Regions from separate parts of the Homo sapiens genome. Here region 1 is linked to region 2. Evidence: chromatin contacts called from ENCODE Hi-C data. All regions are on one chromosome and are shown on one strand. Each heading gives the region's core, a stretch centred on a gene start or an enhancer-like site at or near the end of the contact. The rest is flanking DNA. Distances are from core to core; before and after follow the strand shown.

Region 1 (6,098 bases), core at 2,064-4,563, 65 kb before region 2:
TGATTCTAAGCGACAATTGGGGAAAAGAATTAAGCTCCCTGGGCTCAGGAGATTTTTTGTGACTCAGCATTACTCAAAAGTTCTCGAATTCTAAAATATCAAAGAAAACTCATACATTTTTTAAAAAGCAAGAAATAACCTTCTCAACATCACTGAAAATCTTGAGGGGTTTTTTCATCATATGAAATAAGAGGGTTACAATGTTATTCCATTCTTTAAATTATTGTTTACCTAGACAACAGAACTAAATCATTGATGTTTTGTCTTCCACAGGTGAGTTTTCACGACAGCTAGATGAAAAAGATGCTATGGTTTCTCAGCTATCCCGAGGCAAACAAGCATTTACACAACAGATTGAAGAATTAAAGAGGCAGCTAGAAGAGGAGACTAAGGTGAGAATTCTCCAGCTGATACTTTCAATCACTTGAACCGTGCAACATAACACACTATTGAACTTTGCATAGAGAATTTCAATGATCAGAAGATAAACTTATATCACATAGTTTTTGGTTGGTCTAGGCCAAGAGCACTCTGGCCCATGCCCTGCAGTCAGCCCGCCATGACTGTGACCTGCTGCGGGAACAGTATGAGGAGGAGCAGGAAGCCAAGGCTGAGCTGCAGAGGGGAATGTCCAAGGCCAACAGTGAGGTTGCCCAGTGGAGGACCAAGTACGAGACGGACGCCATCCAGCGCACAGAGGAGCTGGAGGAGGCCAAGTATGTGCTTTTAGTGCAGGGGAGCAGGAAGAAATAAAAGTAAAGGCAGTGAAGGAAAAATAGAAGAAAGAGAATATTCCGGGCTTGGGGACACATGAAAGACTTCAGCTTATTTTATTATAGGTTGGTGGATTCCACCATATTCTTCTTCTTAAAGCCCAGTGTATGTCCACTGGAGAATGGAATGAGACCAGATCCCTCCACCCATTCTTGTCCAGAAGCATCTTAAATTTCTTTCCACCAAGATGGATTATTAATTATCAGAATATTATTTATGAATTAAATAGAATTAGTATCTTTTAATAGAAGGAAAAATTGAGACATTGAGACTCTCTGGTAAATTATTATGAGTATTACAATTAACAATAATCAGTTTTTCCTCAGATGGAGTATTGAATGTTTATATTAAGGTTGTCATATGCTGTCATTATTTCAACTAACAACCTATATCAATGGATGTATTCACTAATTACACGTACTGTTTGCGGACTACAAGTCATGAGATTTACAGATTTACACATAGAAGGAAAAAAAGCATTATACTCCTAGTGAAAGAAGCCTTTCTAAATTTAATTTATCTCAGTAGTTGTTAGAATTAAACAGGATGAAAGAGTTTGTAGCAAGCATTTCCAGAGAGAGTTCTAGATAAGAGTGTGGGCTGGGAAAGGTCATGAATTACATAGGTTGGTGAAGAGTAGTAGACAAGATTTTAGAGGAAATTTGGGAAATGCAATAATGCAGTAATATTTATTATCAAAGGCCACCAAATCCAGAAAGTTACTGATTCATTGTATGACCTTGAACATATCACTCTGGGCCGCAGTTTCCTCATTTGCAAAATAAACAGAACCATACTAGAAAATGCTTAAAGATACTACTCAATGCTACCATTCCTTGGTGATATGCTTCCTGTTCATGGTTGCCATTTCTTCCTCAAAGTAAATAAAACTCAGCCCTTTTCCACAAGTAGTTACAGATCTCTAAATCCCAGGTTTCAAAAGAGAAATGTACTGTCTCTTCCTGTTTTCTACTTCTCACCCCAGGCAAAGTTCAAGAAAATGTGCCACACTATAGAGGGCCAGCTTAGTGAAATAAAAACAAAGAAAGAGGAGCAAATTTTCACATTGCTCACTCAGCTCTAGTGCTAACTTATATTCTCTTTCTCTCATACACACACATACACACACACAGGTGCTTCGTAAATATGTTTGGCAATACCTGAGATGGATAAAAATAAGAACTCAACAGGGAAAACAGAATTCTAAGAGAGTGAAAATGTTTAGAAAAATTCAACAACTTGTAGACAACTCTTGGGGAAATATGCTTTCCTAGTCAGCAGCTTTATAAAGGGCACTGTGGTGACTCTGAGTCTGCTCTTGGTCACTCATACTGACCCAATTTTCAGGAAGAAGCTAGCCCAGCGTCTGCAGGATGCAGAAGAACATGTAGAAGCTGTGAATTCCAAATGTGCTTCTCTTGAAAAGACAAAGCAGAGGCTACAGAATGAAGTAGAGGACCTCATGATTGATGTGGAACGATCTAATGCTGCCTGCATAGCTCTCGATAAGAAGCAAAGAAACTTTGACAAGGTGGTCCACAGTACCAGCTCCCCTTGGGGGAAACTGACATCATTCTTGGTTTCAAAGGCTTATTTTCTATATACTTCCAGGTTCTGGCAGAATGGAAACAGAAGTATGAGGAAACTCAGGCTGAACTTGAGGCCTCCCAGAAGGAGTCGCGTTCTCTCAGCACTGAGCTGTTCAAGGTGAAGAATGCCTACGAGGAATCCCTGGATCATCTTGAAACTCTAAAGCGAGAGAATAAGAACTTACAACGTGAGTCACTGTAATCATTCTATTTCAAAAATGGTAGGGAGACATCTTTTCAATTTTTCTTTCTACTTAACTGAAATTTGGTACTTTATTATTACAGAGGAGATTTCTGACCTGACAGAGCAAATTGCAGAGGGTGGAAAGCATATCCATGAACTGGAGAAAGTAAAGAAACAACTTGATCATGAGAAGAGTGAACTACAGACTTCCCTAGAGGAAGCAGAGGTACATTTTTCATTTGCTTAGCTCTGCATTATAAATAAATTGAAAATTAATAGCAACTGAGATCTCTATCATGTTGCAAATCTTTAGGGAATAACACAAGTAATTCAGTGAAAAATACTGAATTGTACCTTGAGAATGCAGAGCTAATAGGCTACATTAAGACGTATGATAGTTTATGGGTTTTTTAATGCCTTCTTGGGGAAATTATCATAATGTGAAAGAAATAAAAAGCTCTTTAGGTAACCTAAATAAATGTTGCTTTTATTAAGGCATCTCTTGAGCATGAAGAAGGCAAAATTCTTCGCATTCAACTTGAGCTAAATCAGGTGAAATCTGAGATTGACCGAAAAATTGCTGAAAAAGATGAAGAACTCGATCAGCTAAAGAGGAACCATCTCAGAGTTGTGGAGTCAATGCAGAGTACACTGGATGCTGAGATCAGGAGCAGAAATGATGCTCTGAGGATCAAGAAGAAGATGGAGGGAGATCTTAATGAAATGGAAATCCAGCTGAACCATGCCAACCGCCAGGCTGCTGAGGCACTAAGGAATCTTAGAAACACACAAGGAATACTGAAGGTATGCTGGGGTAAATACACATAGTGTTGTACAGTCTCAGTGCTACTGTGTAACTCAAATTTTAATGTTTTACGAGGACTATGTGTCATAAATCACCTAAGCAACATGGTAATCAGTTCAAAGTTCAAAGTTATACACACACAACTGAAAAAGAGCTTAATTCTGGAAGGCCCAGGACAGAGTTTGCTTTGTTATCTGCAGAGAAGCACTGTGGTGAGGGGTAGGGAGATAGAGGAAGTGATGAAAGAGTTTGGCTACATGCCACTGCTTAAATCACTTCATTAATCTGGACTTCATTTGCTTAATATGTAAAATAGCACCACTGGACTCGCTGAAGTCTAAGGATACTTTCCTGATCCAAAATTTTGTAGAGCTAGCCATGGTATTTTTTAATGATTCAGGGTCTAAAATAATAAAACATCATGTTCTTTTGAGTAGAACTGCAACCCTCAGCTACAAAGAATTTATTATTAAAGGTACTTGCCGATTGCTCCTATCTAATCATACTCTAAGTCATTAAGATCAAAGAGTGTACATGACCATAAGTTTGCATTTGCTTTAAGTGCAGCATGAGTAAGAGGCTTTTTCTCTTTCTGTGTAGGACACTCAGCTACATTTGGATGATGCCATCAGAGGCCAAGATGACCTTAAGGAACAACTGGCAATGGTTGAGCGCAGAGCTAACCTGATGCAGGCTGAAGTTGAAGAGCTCAGGGCATCCCTGGAACGGACTGAGAGAGGCAGGAAAATGGCAGAGCAAGAGCTTCTGGATGCCAGTGAACGTGTGCAACTTCTGCACACTCAGGTGAGGTTCAAGACTATGGTTTAGAAAATGTACTCCCTGAAGCTGAAGATAATTTGAGAAGATAAGCTTGTTTATAAAGTAAAAAGTAATCTTCGTCCCTTCCTGGAGCTCTGGAAAATGTACAGGGTGCTGTAAGGATTTACTGGGACCTAGCTGGTTCACGAGTATATTTATGGGCTGGCATAATCATGTTGAGTTGAAATAATCTGGAATTCTAGAAACTTTTATTTAAAAAGCACAGAAGACCATCTACAAATAAACATACACACAACATTTGTAGCTGTCTTGTCTTATGCAACTCTAAGCTACAAAAAGATAGGCAAATAAAATAGAGGAGAAAAACAAAAAGCCACTAAATAATATTTACGTATCACATATGCACAGAATGCTAACCTCATGGGATACAAAGAGAAGCTCTTTAGTTCAAATTCATGGAGGCCATTATTAATACTAGTTAGCATTTGTTGTATATAGTGAATTTGTTAAATAAATGGTGGTATATCCTCACAATGGCTAATATGTAACCACTGTAGTATGAATTTATTGCCATGGGAAGATGTTTATATTATAGTAAGTTAAAAAAGCAACTTAAAAATAATATAGGCTGTGTGATCTTTTTTCCCGTATAAACATATAGGAAACATCCAGAAAGATAAATAAAAGTTTATCCTTTATCTCTGGTGAGAGCACAGTAATTATTTTTTGTTTCTTGTCTGCTAATTTGTATGTTCTACTATCTTTTACAATAAATATATAGTACTGTATACTTCAGAAAGTTGCACTATATAAACATAACTATTATAGAAGTGTTAAAATTGCATGCTTTATATAATTTTAAAATCAAATTAATATGCAACATTTTTCTTATTAACAGTATCTGAAGTTGACTATTCCAAACACCATCAACTTGCCAAAAACAGAAGGGATTCTTGGCTCATTTTTATCCCAACAAGACTACTATTTTTTTTTTTTTTTTTTTTTTTTTGAGAAGGGGTCTCACTCTGTCACCCAGGCTGGAGTGCAGTGGTGCGATCTCGGCTCACAGCAAGCTCCGACTCCCATGTTCACGCCATTCTCCTGCCTCAGCCTCCCGAGTAGCTGGGACTACAGGCGCCCACCACCACACTCGACTAATTTTTTGTATTTTTAGTAGAGACGGGGTTTCACCGTGTTAGCCAGGATGGTCTCGATCTCCTGACCCCGTGATCTGCCCACCTCGGCCTCCCAAAGTGCTGGGATTACAGGCATGAGCCACTGCGCCCAGCCAACAAGACAACTATTTATGCATTTATAAATATGGAGTCAACCAACATGAGTTAATAGCTAAAAATTACTGATTCATTTTAAATGAGCTGTGGTGTGGTGCTCCATGGTACAGCACTTTGAGTTTTGTGGGCTGTGTTTCATGCTTACAAATGGCAATGGTAATAGTTGAATATGTTTGACATCAAAAATTAAATTTAGAAGTTTGATTAAAGAGCTATATATAGAAAGGAGAAAAGGCATAAACTTAGAATTATCTTCTAATTTGGTTTTTATTCTAAACATTTCTTATGATCAATAATTTTTGCCTGTGTACACTAGGTAAAATGACAATGTGAGTTGTTATAAGTAAATGTGCTTCTCTTCTCTTTCATTAATTTGAAACAGAACACCAGCCTGATCAACACCAAGAAGAAGCTGGAAACAGACATTTCCCAAATCCAGGGAGAGATGGAGGACATCGTCCAGGAAGCCCGCAATGCAGAGGAGAAGGCCAAGAAGGCCATCACTGATGTAAGCAAGATGAGCATTTGTCTTACTGACACATGCATGCTGCCTGCTATCATCAGAATTCATTATTTTCAAAATTTATTTGCTAACTAGGCTGCCATGATGGCTGAGGAGCTGAAGAAGGAACAGGACACCAGCGCCCACCTGGAGCGGATGAAGAAGAACATGG
Region 2 (6,499 bases), core at 2,940-5,439:
ACAAGGGAGCAGGAGGAAATTTGGGAGGGGGGTCCATGAACATGTTCATTATCTTGATTGAGATGATGGTTTCACAGGCATCTATGTATGTAAAAACCTATCAAACTGTGCACTTTTAATATGTGCACTTTTAAATGTCAATTATACCTCCATAAATTTAAAATTCTGCATTAGGGGAAATATCACAATTACAGTACTCTGGGAAGATAATTAGTAATTAGAATACTATATGCCAAACTTTAAAGCCAGAGCTATACTTTTTCACAGAAATTGCATGAAGCCTGTTTATCAGTTTGTTGACATATTTACTATGTTGAATCTTCCAATTCTTAACTACAGTCTGTTTCATTTAATTAGATCTTCTTTTATTTCTTTCATCAGTGTTTGGTAGTTTTCAGCATACAAGCCATATATAAATTTTGTTAGATCTATGTCAAACTTTTTTTTTTTTTTTTTTTTTTTGAGACGGAGTCTCACTCTGTTGCCCAGACTGGAGTGCAGTGGCACAATCTCAGCTCACTGCAACCTCCACCTCCCGGGTTCAAGCCATTCTCCTGCCTCAGCCTCCTGAGTAGCTGGGATTACAGGCGTGCACCACCATGTCTGGCTAATTTTTGTATTTTTAGTAGAGGCAGGGTTTCACCACGTTGGTCAGGTTGGTCTCAAACTCCTGACCTCATGATCCGCCCACCTTGGCCTCCCAAAGTTCTCGGATTACAGCCGTGAGCCACCGTTCCCGGCCTGTCTAACTTCTTTCTTTTTTTAAGTGACTGTAAATGGCATTATATTTCTAATTTTGCTGTCTACATGTTCACTGCTAACATACAGAGAAACAATTGATTTTCTCTTTTTTTCTGTTTTTGTTTTTTGTTGTTGTTGTTGTTGTTGTTTTTGTTTGAGACGGAGTCTTACTGTGTCACCAGGCTGGAGAGCAGTGGCTCACTGCAAACTCCACCTCCCAGGTTCAAGTGATTCTCCTGCCTCAGCCTCCTGCGCAGCTGGGATTACAGGCACGTGCCACCATGCCCAGCTAATTTTTGTATTTTTAGTAGAGACAAGGTTTTACCATATTGGCCAGGATGGTCTCAATCTCTTGACCTCGTGATCTGCCTGCCTCGGCCTCCCAAAGTGTTGGGATTACGGGCGTGAGCCACGGTGCCCAGCCTTCTGTTGCATTTCTTAAGATTTAGATCATAATTGCAACTCTGCTATTCTTAGAACAAAGAATGAGTAAATGTTGCAGTTGGGACAAAAGGGACAGATTTCTCACAGTCATATGTGATAACATAATATGACATCCTTTAAGTTTTGCAATGCAATAATAAAATACATCCTTTTTCACAAAAATGCATGACTTCATCAATATTTTTAAGAGCCTTCCTAATCCTTTGATCCTGAATTCATTCTCGGGAAACATCTATTGGGTCATCATTTTTGTCCATTTTCAGTTCTTCAATTGTTAACTAGTTCAACACTGCTGAATGCACGCTGGTCAATGGCTTTGCAAAACTCAAGCCAATTTTTTTTACTACTTTCACTGACTTCACTAAATTCTGCAACTGTTCCAAGATTTCTCATTTTACTTTGCATTCAACTTAAATTGATTATTGCATATTTACAATACATAATGATCAACAAGATCGTTAGTGAATACTTTTTGTTTTCCTATGCAATATCATTATTGTGAAGGCTCCAATAACAGGGACTCCACTGTTGCAAACTGAAAACTATCTTTAGCCTTTGCCCAGAAAGTCTATTCTATAGATTTAACAATTAAAGATATGCATAAGCATTTATGTACACATATATACTTAGCAGAATATTTTAAAGAACAGAAACTTAGAGCACCCTAAATGCCCAATAATAGAAAATTTGTTATATAAATTATGTTATCTTCAAAGCATGGTACACTACGTAACTATTAAAAATCATAATCTAAAAGAATAGTTAATATCATGAGAAAATTTTAAAATGTGTTCTAAAAGCAGAATACAAAACAGTGCTTGCAGACTGATATCTCAATTGTGTATGTGTTTAAGAATACATAAAAATTGGCCAGGCGTGGTGGCACATGCCTGTAATCCCAGCACCTTGGGAAGCCAAGGTGGGCGGATCATGAGGTCAAGAGATCGAGACCATCCTGGCCAACATGGTGAAACCCCATCTCTACTAAAAATACAAAAATTAGCTGGGCATGGTGACACACCTGCAGTCCCAGCTGCTCCAGAGGCTGAGGCAGGAGAATCACTTGAATCTGGGAGGCAGAGGTTGCAGTGAGCCGAGATCGCACCACTGCATTCCAGGCTGGCGACAGAGCGAGACTCCATCTAAAAAAAAAAAAAAAAAAAGGAGCTGGATACCATCCTGGCCAACATGGTAAAACCCCGTTTCTACTAAAAAATATTAAAATTAGCTGGGCATGGTGGCACTCGCCTGTAGTCCCAGGTACAGGGGAGGCTGAGGCAGGAGAAACACTTGAACCCAGGAGGCGGAGGTTGTAGTGAGCCAAGATCGCACCACTGCACTCCAGCCTAGCAACAGAATGAGACTCCGCCTCAAAAAAAAAAAAAAAAAAGAAAGAAAAAAGGATACATAAAAACATGGAAAAAAATGTGAAAGGATTTAAACCAAAATTTAGGTAGAGATGACTTCTATGCTAAAATTTTAGGCAAGATTTAAAATTTTCCTTCAGTATGTTTGATTATGTTTTTCAATGTGTGTACTATTTTTGGAATTCTTTTAAAGGCTCATGTTTTTAAAATAAATAAAAGTAACCTGCCTCTTAAGATTTCATATCCACTTCTCATCAAAGACGTGGATATAACTGACAACAGTAAGGTGAAGAGAGGGTCGTTTGATGGATGAGATCATTAGCACAGCTGCTAAAAGCTGTTGCCTGTCATCCAAGCTCTCTGTAAGGATTAACATTCCAGGACTGACACACAGCAGCTGTCAGTAAGCAAACTTAAATTCTGCCTCCTGGCTGTGGCAGAGGTTTGGGCACATGTTCCACATATCGGTGTCCCTAGGAACCGTCATCGCAGACTCCATCGGTCACATTTTCCAAAGCGAGAAGCTGAAGAATCAGCCGTGGGCAGATGGAAAGAACCTTGCTTAAGGATAGAATTTGCCAGCCTGATTCCTCCCTCCTAGTTCCAAGGGCCACTAAGATGCCGCTTCCGGAGGCCGCAAGAAAAAAGAAAGCCTCTCCATGGTGAAGGAGAAAAACATCTCCCTTGGGGAACACACCCAAAACAGGGCTTCTCTTAGATTCCAATAGGCTGACCTTCACAAGAGGGCAAACTATCTTCTCAGCTCCTCACAGAAACTATGGCTTGTGGCTTTCCTGGGGAAACTGAGGTACTGCGCAGTGTGAAGGCTCAAAGTATGAGAAATTATGTTTAAAACATGGATGGGAAAGGTAGTACCTTCTGAGCAACAAAATCATCACTTTTTCCACTATTTGGAAAAATAATTCAATTGGTACCCACGGATTTGAGTATCTGAACCTGACTTTATATAAGAATATATGTGTAGCCGGGTGCGGTGGCTCATGCCTGTAATCCCAGCACTTTGGGAGGCCGAGGCGGGCGGATCACCTGAGGTCAGGAGTTTGAGACCAGCCTGGCCAACATGGCGAAACCCCGTCTCTACTAAAAGTACAAAAATTAGCCAGGCGTGGTGGCGGGTGCCTGTAATCCCAGCTACTCAGGAGGCTGAGGCAGGAGAATCACTTGAACCCGGGAGGTGGAGGTTGCAGTGAACCCAGATCACGCCACAGCACTCCAGCCTGGCGACAAGAGTGCTACTCCGTCTCAAAAAAAAAAAAAAAAAAAAACAGGAATATTTATGTGTACCACATGTACAACATAATAATATGGCTATGTATGCACTGAAAATTTTCAAACGGGCTTTGTTGACAAGAATTTTAAATTTTCTGTCTGGCCCAGTCAGTCATGGGACTTGCCCTCAAATGCCCTCTCCACACTCAATTTCATACCCTCCCCACCACACAGTCCTTCACGGATCTACTGTCTGGAATTACACAGCACAAATAAATCGCGGGGACGAACAAGGTCCTGCTCACTCGCAAACTCTTAAATGCACACTTACTGGCCAGGTCCCAGTACGGCCTCCAGGCCTGCCGCAGCTACGGCAGGAGTCACTTCTGGCCTTTCCTTCCCACAGACTGACCCTTCCCATGATGCCCTGGGACGCACCGGAAGTGACTCCCCTCCTCTCTGGACAATTGAAAACATCGTTTCTCTCCTGTAGTGCCAGGGTGTCTCCTTCAAAGCACACTGTGGCTGTCTTTTTTTTTTTTTTTTTTTTTTTGAGACAGTTTCGCTCTTATTGCCCGGGCTGGGGTGCAATGGCTCGATCTCGACTCACCGCAACCTCCGCGATTACAAGCATGCGCCACCACGCCCGGCTAATTTTTGTATTTTTAGTAGAGACTTGGCGTTTCTCCATGTTGGTCGGCTGGTCTCGAACTCTCGACCTCAGGTGATCCGCCGCCTCGGCCTCCCAAACTGCTGGATTACAGGCGTGAGCCACCGCGCTCGGCGCACTGCTGCCGTCTTTTGACGCATTATCAGCACTTTGACCCACTCCCTCCCCCCCACAACTAGATCATAGTTGTTGAGAAAACAAACTTTCTCTTCAGTTCCCGAAAAAATGTCTTCATTAGCCTTCTGTTGAATGAAGAGCAGACATTCAATAAATTTTGTTGGACAGAATGAACCAATATTGAGTAGAAAAAGAGCAGTTAACAGATCCAACACTCAACACAGAAAAAGGAGGAAAAAAACAGCCTTTATAACAACAGCTGACATTTGAAACCCGAAGTCCTTACCTTAATTTCCAAGGCTCTAAACCATCTGGCTCTTGCCTACCTCTGCCACTACATTCCCTACTACTGGTTCACTCTGCCCCACTGGCCCACCATCTCCCAGAGCGTTTGCATTTGTTTCCTCTGCCTGAAATACTGTCGCCCTTTGATATTTTCATGGCTTACTCATTCACTTCACTAGGTGTCTGCTCAAATATCACCTCTTCAGAGAAACTTCCCCACACAGCCACTGTTTCCTTATCCTGCTTTTCTTTCCTTCAGAGCATTTATCTTTAATTGATATATCTGTTTGTGACTTTATCTATTTTGTTCTCCAGTACTTAAAATCCTCCCAGCATATGGTAAGGTTTCAACGAATGTTGAATGAATGAATGCATGTTTACCATGTTGCTAGCTCTCTGCTAAGCCCTATGTATGTATTACAGTTTTGCAATTAACAGTTCCAGGTGGGAATTTCATCATCATTGTAGCTTGGATCATTCTAGAAGATCTCAAACTGATTCCATCTATCCTTGTCTTGGTCAGGCTTGTCTTGTCAGGAGGTTGCAGTGAGCCGAGATCGTGCCATTGCACTCCAGCATAGTGACAGAGTGAGACTCCGTCTCAAACAAACAAACAAAAAAGAATACATAAAAACATGGAAAAAATGTGAAAAGATTTAAACCAAAATTTAGGTAGATATTTTGAGGACTTTGCCATGATACCCTCCAACAACCTATCAGGTATAGTGATGAATTTACCACCACTTGCCCAAGACAGTCCTGGTTTTAAAATGGAAAGTTTCAAGAACTCCCTTAGCCCCAAACAAATTGGCATGGTTGGTCACCTACTTTCAGATATCCAGGCTCCTATCTTCCCTGTTTTGTTTTACTGCTATGTGGGGAGGAATGAATCTACACAGAAAATTGGCTACATATACTGGGTAGAATGAGAGGACTAAAAAGACAGTGGACAGGCTTTGGCAGCTGGTGGGCCTCACCAGACAGCAGCATCAAAGACATGAACAACATTGGAGACATTGACTTGGCTCCCAAAGCCCTCTGCCACTGTCAGTGGTTGGTGCGTTCACCGAAGAAAGCTCATGTTTTTCAAAATCACAAGGTTCTCTGTTGACATAGCCTCAACCACTCTCCCCTTTCCCAAACTATCATGTCACATCCAAATAGTAACCTGCCATGCATTCATTAATTCACTTAATTGCCACAAGAACCTCCTGAGTTACTGTTAACATTCCCATTCTACAGGTGAGAAAACTGAGGCTGACAAAGATTAAGTAACTTGCCCAAATTCAAGTAGCTTAAATAGTGAAGTCAGAATTTGTGACCCAGCATTCTGATTGTCAAGGTCCATTCTTAGTGACTGCATTATCATGCAGATTTTAATGATATAAGTACATACTTTTACTGCATCCAACAAGCTTTTTTAGGACACATTAAGACCTCAGTGGTAGTAGTTAAAAGTAATCAATCATGCTTTCCTTAGCTCTAATGAGGTTTTAAGCAGCTGAAGTAACCAAAACACAGCAAATAGACCCCAAGGTAGGAAGCAAACAGCAGGAGATCCTAACTCTCACAGACATGAGTCAAAGCTATGAAGCCAGGCTGGAAAGTCTCCAGTTTACTGAACAGACCTAGCTGGTAGGATTTT

Evidence for each region. Hi-C counts contacts between places; a loop is a spot of excess contacts on that map. Pooled maps may share reads with other maps.
Region 1: a loop to region 2 is called in a map of esophagus squamous epithelium, with 4 times the contacts of the local background. The contact joins the enhancer-like site here to the promoter of MYHAS in region 2. A Hi-C loop is called at or near these places in 2 of 168 maps with a recorded cell type or tissue (chondrocyte and esophagus squamous epithelium) and 1 of 50 pooled maps.

Annotation. Positions count from the first base shown.
Region 1 is chr17:10,445,071-10,451,168 of GRCh38, reverse strand. It overlaps MYH4 (myosin heavy chain 4), which reads left to right. Exons shown (of 40, transcript NM_017533.2): 29 at 274-392; 30 at 520-716; 31 at 2,122-2,305; 32 at 2,386-2,551; 33 at 2,649-2,773; 34 at 3,043-3,351; 35 at 3,953-4,156; 36 at 5,807-5,932; 37 at 6,023-6,098. All of the region lies in intron 2 of MYHAS (myosin heavy chain gene cluster antisense RNA), which reads right to left. Among named protein-coding and RNA genes, the nearest start is that of MYH4, 21 kb to the left of the region's middle. RefSeq lists enhancers at 1-636, 3,131-4,330. Within about 2 kb of position 3,313, at least 2 of the 41 ENCODE cell types and tissues checked have a DNase peak (open chromatin) inside an H3K27ac peak, as active enhancers do.
Region 2 is chr17:10,380,822-10,387,320 of GRCh38, reverse strand. MYHAS (myosin heavy chain gene cluster antisense RNA) reads right to left here and starts at 4,189. Exons shown (of 11, transcript NR_125367.1): 1 at 4,114-4,189.